Linked DNA regions of Homo sapiens: region 2 is linked to region 1. A link is a contact called in ENCODE Hi-C or POLR2A ChIA-PET data. All regions are on one chromosome and are shown on one strand. The core of a region is the stretch at or near the end of the contact, and the rest is flanking DNA. Distances in the headings are between cores, read along the strand shown. Region 1 holds the start of AMOTL1 (angiomotin like 1). Region 2 overlaps PIWIL4 (piwi like RNA-mediated gene silencing 4).

The links. A loop is a pair of places that touch in the nucleus more often than their neighbours do. ChIA-PET counts read pairs that join two places held with the same protein, here RNA polymerase II (POLR2A). Pooled maps may share reads with other maps.
Region 2: a pooled map shows a loop between it and region 1 (6-fold over the local background). The contact joins the enhancer-like site here to the promoter of AMOTL1 in region 1. A Hi-C loop is called at or near these places in 6 of 37 single-sample maps with no recorded cell type and 4 of 50 pooled maps. POLR2A ChIA-PET finds 5 or more read pairs at or near these places in 1 of 52 experiments (H1).

Annotation. Positions count from the first base shown.
Region 1 is chr11:94,765,936-94,771,932 of GRCh38, forward strand. AMOTL1 (angiomotin like 1) reads left to right here and starts at 2,421. Exons shown (of 13, transcript NM_130847.3): 1 at 2,421-2,625. The coding sequence starts at 2,577.
Region 2 is chr11:94,599,740-94,605,736 of GRCh38, forward strand. It overlaps PIWIL4 (piwi like RNA-mediated gene silencing 4), which reads left to right. Exons shown (of 20, transcript NM_152431.3): 12 at 2,056-2,240; 13 at 4,245-4,317. All of the region lies in intron 4 of PIWIL4-AS1 (PIWIL4 antisense RNA 1), which reads right to left. Among named protein-coding and RNA genes, the nearest start is that of LINC02700, 35 kb to the right of the region's middle. RefSeq lists an enhancer at 3,168-3,387. Within about 2 kb of position 3,457, at least 11 of the 41 ENCODE cell types and tissues checked have a DNase peak (open chromatin) inside an H3K27ac peak, as active enhancers do.

The DNA of each region.
Region 1 (5,997 bases), core at 1,171-3,670:
AGTCACTCAGCATCTTTCTCAAACCGTTTCCTCTTCTCAACTGTGCTTCATCTGTCATTGGTCTAATGATCCATTCTTCTAAGACTGCAAGATCTATTCTTCCTATGACTGGGCTCAAAGCCTAGGTTAACTTGATTACTTTGTCCTTTTCCCCAGGATAAACAACGAGTCAATGAGAAGAATAAAATCTTGCTTCAAAGATTTGATACCTTTCTTTATGACATCTGGTATCTCCAAAGATATGGTATCTCTCATTTCCTTTTTATCACCTCTGTCAACCTCACCTATCATTGCTTCCTGCAACTATCCTAGATAGTCTCTTGAAATAATAATAGCAAATGTATATTGAATACTACATGCATTGTGCTGAGTATTTTACATTTGTTATTTTATTCAGTCTTCACAACCACTCTGTGAGATGCTATTTTCTTCATCTTGCCAAAAAGGATACTGAGGTTTAGAGAAGTTAGGCAACTTGCTCAGCGTCACACAGATACTGAATGGTGGAGCTGCAACTCAGCTCATGCCTGTTTTGTTCTAAACTTGATGGTTGTAACTTGGAAATTTTGCTGCTTCCTAGACTATAGGATGGTATCTAGGAGTGGGCAATTAGTAAAGATTAGTTTCCTTTCTTCTTTTTCTATCCATCACTTCTTCCCCAATTTGTATTAAATTCGCGCAAATGTTAGGTGAATCAGTGGTCCCTTCACTGTCCATAAGATAACCACTTCAGCTCCTAATTTGCGATTCAGGGTTCACAATGTGTAATACAAGGCACATTGAGGCAGAGGTTGTTTCTATACCTGGCTTTGCTACTAAACTTGTTCTGTAACATTGGACAAGTCATTCAACAGCTATGCCTGAGCTTCTTCATCCGGCAAGTGAAAGGTTTAGTTGACACTTTCTTAGATTCTTTCCAGGCCTACATTTTTGTGACGTTGTTATTCTGCCTTCCCTTGTTTTCTCCTCGTTTCTGGTAAAAACGCTTTCCTCTATGCCTTCTTCCCAAGCACCCAGACCTTGTCATCTCCCTCTTGGCTTTTGCCTCTGCTTGCCCAGTGCTGCCTTTTCCTCTTTCTGCTGTGTCTGAACTCCACCACCCTCCCAGGCTTTTCCTTCTGTGTAGTCAGTGCCTCTCTCCGCCCTTCCCAGGCATCTGCAGTACTTGGATCTCCTGCTTTGTTGCTTGCCTGTTTTCTGTTCACACATCTTGTCTTCTTAGACAGATAACAGATCCTTGAAGGGCTGGTCAGCTGCTCTAAGTTTCTTTTGTGTGCTAAGTTTCTTTTGTGTGTACCAGGGTAGATGACTTTAAATGGAGTAGGCATTTCATAAATAATTGTTAAATGATTACATTTGGGCTTTATCTTGAGAGCAGAGTTTACTCAGTAGGAGGGCCCATCAGGGGAATCAGAATCAGGACATGCAACCCACCAGAACTGATGAGAGGTAAAACTGCTGGCAGTCTAGTTAGGGAACTGCCACAATCCAGGGAGGAGTCCCTGAAGGCCGGACCTAGATAGCAGGTAAACAGAGGCAGGGAGCACCAGATAAGAGAGGCTTGGTGTGCGCTAACTCTCCCACTAACATCCTGGGCAGCAACTGTACAGTTACCTAGCTTTCTCTTCTCCAAGCAGTAGAGCTGCCCGGAAAAAGCCAGGCAGAAGTGCTATGGGGCAGGCTCGGGCACCCCAGATTAGGGCTCCAGAGAGCCGCCAGTATAAACCAATATAATGAGGTGGATGAGTAGTTCTCAGCACAGCCTGATTTTAAGAGGTGGGGCAACATTTTCCCAGAGTCGCTTACTTTCTTTACCTCTACTCAGGCAGATAACAGCCTGGGGATTTATGGCCAGAGGATGTACGGTTCTGCGAACACATTTAATATCCGAGGCTGTCAGGTCTGTTTTGGCCCTTCTGTTTGTCAACGGAGCACATAGTAGCAGCTTATCGCCCAATCTCAAGTGCGTGATGGAAGCACTGGGGCCTGGGGAATGCTGAGAAAAGTGTGGCCACTTTCTACCTGGAAATTCCACTTAAGAAGAAAAAAAACCAACCTAAGCAAATCTAGACTTTTGGGCAGATCCGGAAACAGAATTTTGGCCGGCATTGGGCTGGTGGGGAAGGAAGACAAAGTGGAGGGAGAACTGGTGAGTCTGAAATTAATCAAAACCCGGCAGGGGACAAAGGAAGGGATGCTGTCGCCCTCCTAAGTCTCAGGGAGACACGTCAGCTTGAGCTCTGGGCAATTTCAGCCTGGCAGTCTCGCGGCCCGGGGAGGGGCGGCGGGTGTCTGCAGACGGGCTCTAGGGCCCAGCGGCCGGGCGCCACGGCGGGGGTGGAGTGTAGGGTTCTAGTGACGAGCCCGGGCGACCCTCCCCGGCCCGCGCGCGGGGAGCGGGGAGCGCGGACGGCGGCGGGAGCGCGCGAGAAGCTCTAGGACCCAGCAGCGGTTGTCGGGTTTGGGGCTGGAGGTGAAGCCCTGTGTGAATGGGGTTGATTGTCCGGCGCCACTTCCCCGCGCTGCCCGGCAGCCGTCTTCCCCAGCCGAGGGACTGAACTAGCCATGATCGCCTCATGTGGAGGGCAAAGTTGCGCCGGGGAACTTGTGAGCCTGCGGTGAAAGGTAACCAGCCCCCACTCGAGGTGCCGGGAGGGCGTCTCCGAGTCTCCCACGCGAAGAACCCAGTCGCCCCGGGCTCCCCGGGCCCCTGCTGCTCACGGAAGGGGGCAGCTTCTGGGGGCCCGGGGCTGAGATCCCAGATTGTTGTTTTTAAGCGGGTTCCCTTGCCCCGCTCCAGGTCCAGTTGCCTGCGGGCCGGGCCTCAGCGTCTTGCCGCCCCGCGACCCACGTTGACTGAAGTTGTGGCCCCGGGGTTTGGGCCCCGGGGTGCTGCGCGCCCGACGCGGGGCTGGCCTTTCCTGAGGGGCGCAGCCATATGGCCAGACACTCCGAGGCGCGCCCGCGCCCGCGCGCGGGTCTCGCGGCGAGGGAGGGGACGGAAGGGGGTGTCCGGTGCAGCTTTCCCCGGCGCGAGACAAAGGCGCGCGCACCGGCCCGCCCGACGGGCTCTGGCGCTGTGGACTGGACCCTTTCTGCCCGCCGGCCAGACCCGGCTCTGGCGGGTGGGGGCGACGAAAGGGTCGCACCCCAGCCCCAGACGCTCGGATCGCGTTAGCTGCTGCTCCTTCTTTGTTCTCTCCCCAGACAAGTTTCTTTGACAAACTGGAGAGTTACATCCAGCTCCCGCTTGCCTGTTAGGGCTGCCTTTACAATAATCTGCTTTCGCGGGGAGAAAATTTAAACTTTCCAAATGGAACTGTTTTTTCTTGGAATGTGACATTTGTGGCAGGAGGGAGAGTGGTACGTTGGCCGATGACAGCCGAGCGGAACGGTGGCCTAGTGCCGGGACAGGGACCGAGCGTGCCCCATAGGCGGCCGGGCTGGAGGACGCGGCGGCAGAGCAGACGAGCCCTGGCGCGCACCTCTAGGGCCTCCGCTACCTGGACTGCGCTCGCGGCGACGTGTCCAAGTTTCCCCCCTCAGAGCCCCAGGCCGAGAATCCCGGGTATCTGCGCAAAGCTCCCGCGCCTCGCCCACCCTACTCTTCCTATCTTTACTGATGACTAGGAAGACTTTCCTTTTCCATTTTTGTTCGAAGATTTTTGCCTTTTTGGCTTCGGTGTTGGTTTCCTGTCTCCGCGTGGCAAATACCTTTTGGCCGGGCTAGCGTGTGGATCACCTGGACTGGGGTTTCAGAGGTGGGCCCTGAGCGTGCGGCCTCCTGAGACGATGCGGTTTGGACCCAACATTTTGTCCCCATGGTCCCTCAGCTCCCTTTCTCTGTGAGGCCTTGGTTTCCCATTTTCTTCTCCTGAGGCATGTTATGAGAACTGAGTTTTTGTACTGCTTATAGAAGGCCTTGGTGGTGGTGGGGTACGTGGTCTCGAGAGCCAGTTGTGATACCTCGAAGATGCTTTCGGCTAACCAAAGCAGTAACGTGCTAACCTGCTCACCATAAACGAATTAAACCAGAATAGAGGGCTATTAATAGCTACAGTTCCAGAAAATTTCCTTCCTTTTCGGGAAGCAAAAAGTCAAGGCTTGAAATATTAAACAATCATGGCTCCCTGCTTCCAAAACTGGCCTATGGGTCACTGCCAAACTGGCTAAGATTTCCCCTGGCTGCATACCACTCCTGGGCCCGGGCAGCTGTGGAAGTCAGACCCAGGTTAACGATTAAGGAGCTCTCTAGATTGCAAGGTCTTAAAGAATCTAGAGCAACTGACATTTACTTCCTAGTAAGGTGCTCTGAGCCTTATAGTGTGTATCTACTTTGAAGGCTCTTTATGAGAATAATGTGGGAACAGTAGTTTAATATACTTTGAACTGTTAGTAAAGGGTGGAAAAGCACTGATTTGACTAGAATGAAGGAAAACACCGATTCGACCAGAATGAAAAGGGTAGGACATAGGTAGAAGGCTTTATACAGGCTCTACTTTTCCTTATGATGGTGGTGGGGGTTGGGGGGAGGGATGAGGATGTTTAGTTCTTGGAGTGCACTTTTGTTTTTCTGTGATGCATTTTTCAAGATAAATAAGGAAACCTTTGTAAACCTGCAGGTGGATAGGAGAGAAGGTGCTGTACCTGTAACGCCCCTTTCCCTCCCCCTTCTTTTTAAAATGCACAGAAGTCTTGGTCTTTCAGGTTCTTTGCAGATGATGGAGGATGTAGCATACTAATTTTCCAAAGGGCATGTGGAGATCAAAGCATTTAAAAATACATCTTTTCACGGAGGCTAATGGAGGATTTTCAGTTTAAATGAGATTTTAAAGTGCTGTCGTTAAGAAAAACACATGAATGCAGAAATGTGAGTGATTTTATGGGAAAGCACTCCGCTGATCAGACTTGAGAGTGTCTGCCCTGGGCCAGTTAGTCTAGAGGCTGTTGTGGGTAGAGCTCAGCTTTTCTGATGTCTACCCCTAAGGAAAAGTGTGGACCCAGGGCCTAGGGAAAAGATGGCTGAACTAATTGAAATGAGCAGTCTGGCTGGTGAGAGTTCTGTTGAAAGGTATAGCCTCTAGGTATCAGTGCTGCATTTCTTCATAGTAATTTGTGAAAATGCTTTGAAAATGATAAAACAAAGACTTTTGAAAAAAATAATTAATGACATGAAATGGGAATTGCTAGTGAAAATTGTAAAAGTTTGATTTTTCAGGCCAATAAATTAAAAAGAAGTAACTTTATAGGACCTGCTAATATTTCTGATATATAAAATTCCCCCAAAGTAACCTTTTCTATTTTCTTTTCTTTTTGGCGGGGTTGGGGGGGGGGTGCGGTGTGTGGCTATCTGCATTTTAAATGCATAAGGAAGCTCAGGTCAGAAAATTCTGCAGTGTTTTGAATAATTTTTCTCCTATTTTTCATTAATTTTGGCAGGTTCTTATGACTCAGAATTTAGTAGGTAATAAAATCCTCGAAAAGCAAGGGGTAGTGTGGAGGTCAAGTAAAGGGAGATATTTGATTACAAGGTTTGTTGGAAATAGTCTGAGGTTGTTGTGGTTTTATGTTTTGTTTTGTTTTTTTGTTTGCCTAGTGATTTTTTTAAAGTTAATTTTGTTGGCTTGGCTTTGTTTTGTCTTGAAGGAGAGGTACAATGTAAATCTTGGCCATTGTGGGTAGGGCAGTCCTCTACTTTTGCTGGAAGGAAGCCACTCCTGCTCTTGGTTTATGTGTTGGCATCAAGCTGAGTTCTACTTTAACTTGTGAGGCCCTTGGCTCTGCTCTCACGGCCAGGCCTTGTGTAACCTTAGGGTATATTCATTTTGGACACTCAGGACAGGACTCCTGGACTCCTAAAGGGGCTCACACATCAGGCATTTTCCCCCCATCTTTTAGGAGAGAGTAGGAGAGTAGCTCTAAGGTGTTGGAAATGTATCCCTGTTAAGATACTGAAGAATTAGATTTAAGTTTTCAAAAACTGTCGTTCTATGGTGT
Region 2 (5,997 bases), core at 2,207-4,706, 170 kb before region 1:
ATGTCAGGAGACCAGCATTCTAAACCTGTCGCTGCTGCCAAGTGGTTTCATAACCTCTCAGTCACAGCTTTCTAGTTTGTAAAACAAGAGGATTGGGATGTTTCTTAAATATTAATGTACATGTGAATTACTTGGGGGACATGTTAACATGCAGATTCTGATTCAGTGGGTCTCGGGTGGTGCACAGGAGTCTGCATTTCTAACTGGCTTCTAGGCAGTGCTCAAGCTGCTGGTCAAGTAACACTTGACAGCACTTCAAGTAGCAGGAGATTAGCATACAATGTGGTCCCTTTTAGTTCTAACAGTGGATCTTCCCCACTTGCTGTGCCAAAGGCATCATTCAATTATAGTCTGAGGATATAAGCAGAGGTCTGGGAAGCAGGCTAACATTCCCCCTCTTCAGCGCAGGAAACCTGTTTTTCCTGGTCACATGAGAGACCTTTTGAGAGTGAGAAAGGAGTCTCCATCCTGGCTTCATCTTTGCTTCTAAGCATACCTACTCCTAGCTTAATATATAATCTTAACTATCAGGGAACCTGCCCCGATAGTCACATAGGTTATTTTCTATTTTCCTTAAGCATCGGCTGGTTTGAGAAATAAAGGGACAGAGTACAAAATAGAGAAATTTTAAAGCTGGGCGTCCAGGGGAGACATCACATGTCGGTAGGTTCCATGATGCCCCACAAGCCGTAAAACCAGCAAGTTTTTATTAGGGATTTTCAAAAGGGGAGGGAGTGTACGAATAGGGTGTCGGTCACAAAGATCACGTACTTTACAAGGTAATAGAATATCACAAGGCAAATGGAGGCAGGGCGGGATCACAGGACCGGGCGAAATTAAAATTGCTAATAAAGTTTCGGGCACCGTTGTCACTGATAACATCTTATCAGGAGACAAGGTTTTGAGAGCAACCGGTCTGACCAAAATTTATTAGGCAGGAATTTCCTCTTCCTAATAAGCCTAGGAGCGCTATAGGAGACTGGGTCTATTTCACCTCTATAGTCTACAGACCATAAAAGACAGCCACGCCCAGGGGGGCCAGTTCAGAGACCTACTCCCAGGCGTGCATTCTCTTTCTCAGGGATGTTCCTTGCTGAGAAAAAGAATTCAGCAATATTTCTCCTATTTGCTTTTGAAAGAAGAGAAATATGGCTCTGTTCCGCCCGGCTCACCGGTGGTCAGAGTTTAAGATTATCTCTCTTTTTCCTTAAACATTGCTGTTATCCTGTTCTTTTTTCAAGGTGCCCAGATTTCATATTGTTCAAACACACATCCTCTACAATTTGTGCAGTTAATGCAATTATCACAAGGTCCTGAGGCGACATGCATCCTCCTCGGCTTACGAGATGAAAGGATTAAGAGATTAAAGTAAAGACAGGCATAAGAAATCACAAAGGTATTGATTGAGGAAGTGATAAGTGTCCATGAAATCTTCACAATTTATGTTTAAACACTGCAGTAAAGACAGGCATAAGAAATTATAAAAGTATTAATTTGAGGAACTAATAAATGTCCATGAAATCTTCACAATCCATGTTCTTCTGCCATGGCTTCAGCCAGTCCCTCCGTTTGGGGTCCCTGACTTCTTGCAACACTTAACTGTTCTGTAGGGTGTGTTAGTTTTATTATGATGACCTAGAGTATTGATAATCAGCATTCTCTGAGATATTTAGATGCTTAAAGTAAAAGATAAAATGATACAGGCTGTTTGCCTGAGTCATTCATAATAAAGGCATAGATACTCAGAGCTGGAAGGGAACCTCAGAGATCTTTGAATCAGACACCATTCTCTGTGCACCGCAGAGAATCATGAGGTTAAAGGGACCTCCAAGGGCCACCAGTGCCTGGAAGACCTGGGATGACGCCCAGATGCTTCCACTCCCAGAAAGCACATGTATTCTGTTCGGATGTGCAGTGCCTGCATCTGTGTTTTAAGACTGAATAGCAAACTGTGTTAAACAGTTATAACAAAAGTTGGCCATCTTCACACTGTCTTTATTTAGCTGCTCTCTGAATAAATTTGTTCAATCCTTTCATGATCATTATTTTTCTCAGTGTCAACCTGTGTCTGCTGCTGACTGGTCCAAGGATATTCGAACTTGCAAGATTTTAAATGCACAGTCTTTGAATACCTGGTTGATTTTATGTAGCGACAGAACTGAATATGTTGCCGAGAGCTTTCTGAACTGCTTGAGAAGAGTTGCAGGTTCCATGGGATTTAATGTGGACTACCCCAAAATGTGAGAATACATTGAATTTTGTTCATATATTAATTTGGTTTGGTTAGAAGGTAGGGAATAATGGCAGATGTATCAACAAAAGCTTCTTTATCCCAGTAGTTTCCTAATGTAAAGTGCCAAGAAAGTAGTCATAAGTAGATAGATTTTGTAATGACTAAACTTTTATAAAGTTAGAATATATTTTATGTTGGCCTTTGTAAAACTTGTACCCAGTTCTTAAGCAGTAGTGTCATTACCTGAAAATCTTTCCAGTACCAGTTGGGATATAAATCTTTAATAAGTCCATATATTGTCTTCTCAACTGTTTTTCCTTCTTTCAGATCAGTTTTTCATATCAGTTATTTACTTAATAGGAAATGGATATTAAAAAACAGAAGTTGCATGTCCTGACTTTTACTTGATTTTATGCTTTAAAATTTAATATGAAAATAGATCTCAAATAAGCTTTTCTGATTCTGTTACTGTAGCATACTATTAGTCATTCAGAGAGTTTTCTGATAAGACTAAGGTCAACCATTTATTCTTAGAATGTTTATTGAGTACTAATATGTGTAGATACTATGCCAGTTGCTGGGAATGAGAAAGATAAATAAATAGTTTTTCATTGAGTAAGAGATACATATACAATCACACTGAAAATAAATACTGTTTTGCTTTAGAAAAGCCATAAAGTTGGTCATGCCTCATTTTACTGAAACTGATATGCTTAGAAAAGAGGAACAGATACTTTTCTTTGTTATAATGGAGTTATTCTTTAAACACATAGTTACTAATTAATTGCATCAGCAGCACAAGTATTAATCCCAAAGTCTCATTTAACACCATTGTTTAGAACTCTCCTCTTATCAAATCTGTTAATAAATAGCCTGGATTGAGTTTCACCCGCTCTACTTTCTCTAAACCCATGAGCTAATAAAGCAGGAAATGATTATGAAAGAAGCCACAGTCCGCAGATCCTGGGCTGACATCACAGGCTCTTTCTCATGTGAATTCTGGAACAAGCCCATTGCTATGTTCTGTCCTTGGCCTGTTTTATTTGAAAGCTCGTATTTTATTTCAACCTTCTTTTTTCCATGAAGTATCCATTTACCTGTTAGATTTATATGCATAGCTTCTGTCTTCTAAAACATTCACCTGATGATTTTAGGAGTGGACTGTAAGTGCAGCAGAGTCAGAGTGCGAGAGTTTGAATTGGATGAGTCAGGACCATCTAGTTGCTGAGACGGTTCGGCCAGCCAGTCACATAGGTCTGTTAGTATCTGCAGTCATGGGGTTGATGGTCCTGTCACCTGCTGGGCGAGTTTTAAAAAGCCGCTGGGCATTGGGACAGTTCACTTATATACACATAAAAGAGGCTGATTCTACATAAAGAAACTAGTTTTACAAATTCCTATGTGTGTGAGAATTACTTTTGGAGCTGCTGGCCCCTAACATAATGTAAGCACAGAACAGATAATTGTTAAGTACTTGTGCGCTGATTAAGGCTAGACATTCCAGGCTCCAGACAAGCAACCACTAAGGAAAATAAAGATATTTTTGTCTAAATCATGCAAATTAGCTGAATATCTTGGTCTCATTAACCTGATGTTTTCTGAAACATTCATTTTTAGATTCCTATAGCAATTCACTCTTACAGAAATCTTAATCCTGGTTGAGCTTGAACACTCTTTCAGACATTTGATACTGTGAGACTTGGGATTTCAAAAGTTCACTTTCAACCCCATTTTGAACAACAGAATTATTGATTATAGGGATTCTGGACAATTGAGAAGATCTGATTTTCTACCAAACCATTTTTTACACTGTAAAAATTATTGCGAAATGTTTTTGTCATATTTTGTAGTTTAAGAAACAATTTTAGACTCAAAAGGTTATTTTCTCTAATAATTTTTCCTAAAACTACTAGTTTGTTATGAAAATTTATTTGTATTATTTCTAATGCCATATAAGTATGTGCTACTAAGAAGGAAGTTACATAGCTTCAAAATTAATCTTTTTATGTAGCATAAAAGTACAAGAAAATCCAGCTGCATTTGTTAGAGCTATACAGCAATATGTTGATCCTGATGTTCAGCTGGTAAGTACAGGATACTTTTTGAACTCCTTTAATCTATAATTTTAGTTCTGCTTTATATCTACAGTCTGAACATACCCTCCCATGATATATTTGCAAATTGCCATGCATTTCTCCAAAGCACCGAAGAAAATATTAATCTTAGTATTTTAATCAATATTTTATTTCCTTTCCACATTTCTAATATTAATTTTAAAATACAGTACTTCTTGTTACCCCTATAACAGCCATTGGTGTCTGCATATTTTGCAACTCATTGGGGTCATCTTTTCCTTAAGATTTAAGATAAACTGACTCCCACCTCATCACATAAATGTTGGTATCCAGTGTTCCCTATATTTCAGGGGATTCTTGGAGGGTTAGGTTTTTCCAAGTGACCTATGGCCCCAAATTCCTGCTTCCTGTGAATTCTTGCCACCTTCTGTGCATTTCAGAGAGGACCACTTCCTCCGGTGCTGCATCACCTGGTGGGACATCCACAGTTGCCTCATTTCCCAAAGGGCATGTGTGTGTAGCTGACTTTGCAGACTGTTTGGGGCCAAGGCATGATTACATCACATCCCAACATTCCAGAAAAATTAGAATTGACATCCCTGTTCTTAAAAATCTTTCAACGATTCCTATTTCCCAGGAATGTTTACTCTTCTACCAGACCTCAGCACCCCCAGGCTATTGTAGGGCTTTTCCTGTCCATTCCATCTACCCTTCTTACCTCCCTCGCTCACTCAGTTCAACATCCAACATTCTTGTTGTTATGTCATGCAAACTAACTGAACTAGCTAAGTGCTATCTCTTTGCTTTTCTTTTAGTGAGTTTCTCTTTTACTCTAAAGGATCTTATATGAAACAGAGAATTCTCACCCTAAGAGCATTTATTTTTTACTTAAATCAAACTTATAGAAAAGTGACAAGAACAGTACAAACAACTCTCTCATATACCCTTCACCCAGAATCCCAAATTATTGACCTTTTACCATATTTGCTTTATTATTTTCTATCTTTTTTGCTGAACTATTTGAGCATAAGTTACAGGCATGATGCCCCAGTGCCCTTGACTATTTCAGTGCATATTTTCTATAAACAAGGTCTCTATCTTACAGAAGCATATGACAATCATCAAAATTAAGAAACAGTTTTCTTCATTTGTCTCAATTGTCACCTCTGTAGGAAAAGGCTCTACTGTCCTGCACTTAGTTGTCCAGTCTCTATAGTCTCTCCTTCAATCTGGAACAGCTCTTTAATTTTCCTTGACTCTGATGACCTTCCAATTTTGAAGAGTACAGACTAGTTATTTTGTATAACGTCCCTCGATTTGGGTTTGTCTGATGTCTCCTCATGATTAAATTCATGTTATGCACTTTTGGCAAGAGTAGCACAGCAATGATCCTATATTCTAAGTGCATCCTACCAGGTGTCACTCCACTGTATGGTGGATTATGGTGACATCTGCCCGATTTCTCCACTGTAAAGTTAAGCTTTATCAGTTGCATGTGTACATATGTAGATATTTTGAGACTATATAAATAATCCTGTTCCTCATCAAACTTTTACCCATTTGTCTTAGCATCTATTATAATTCTTGCCTGAATCCATCATTATTATGATGGTTAACAAATGATAGTATTCCATTCCATCAGTCCTTCTACAGTTATTAGGTGGCATAGGAAGAACTTTCTCTTCTCCC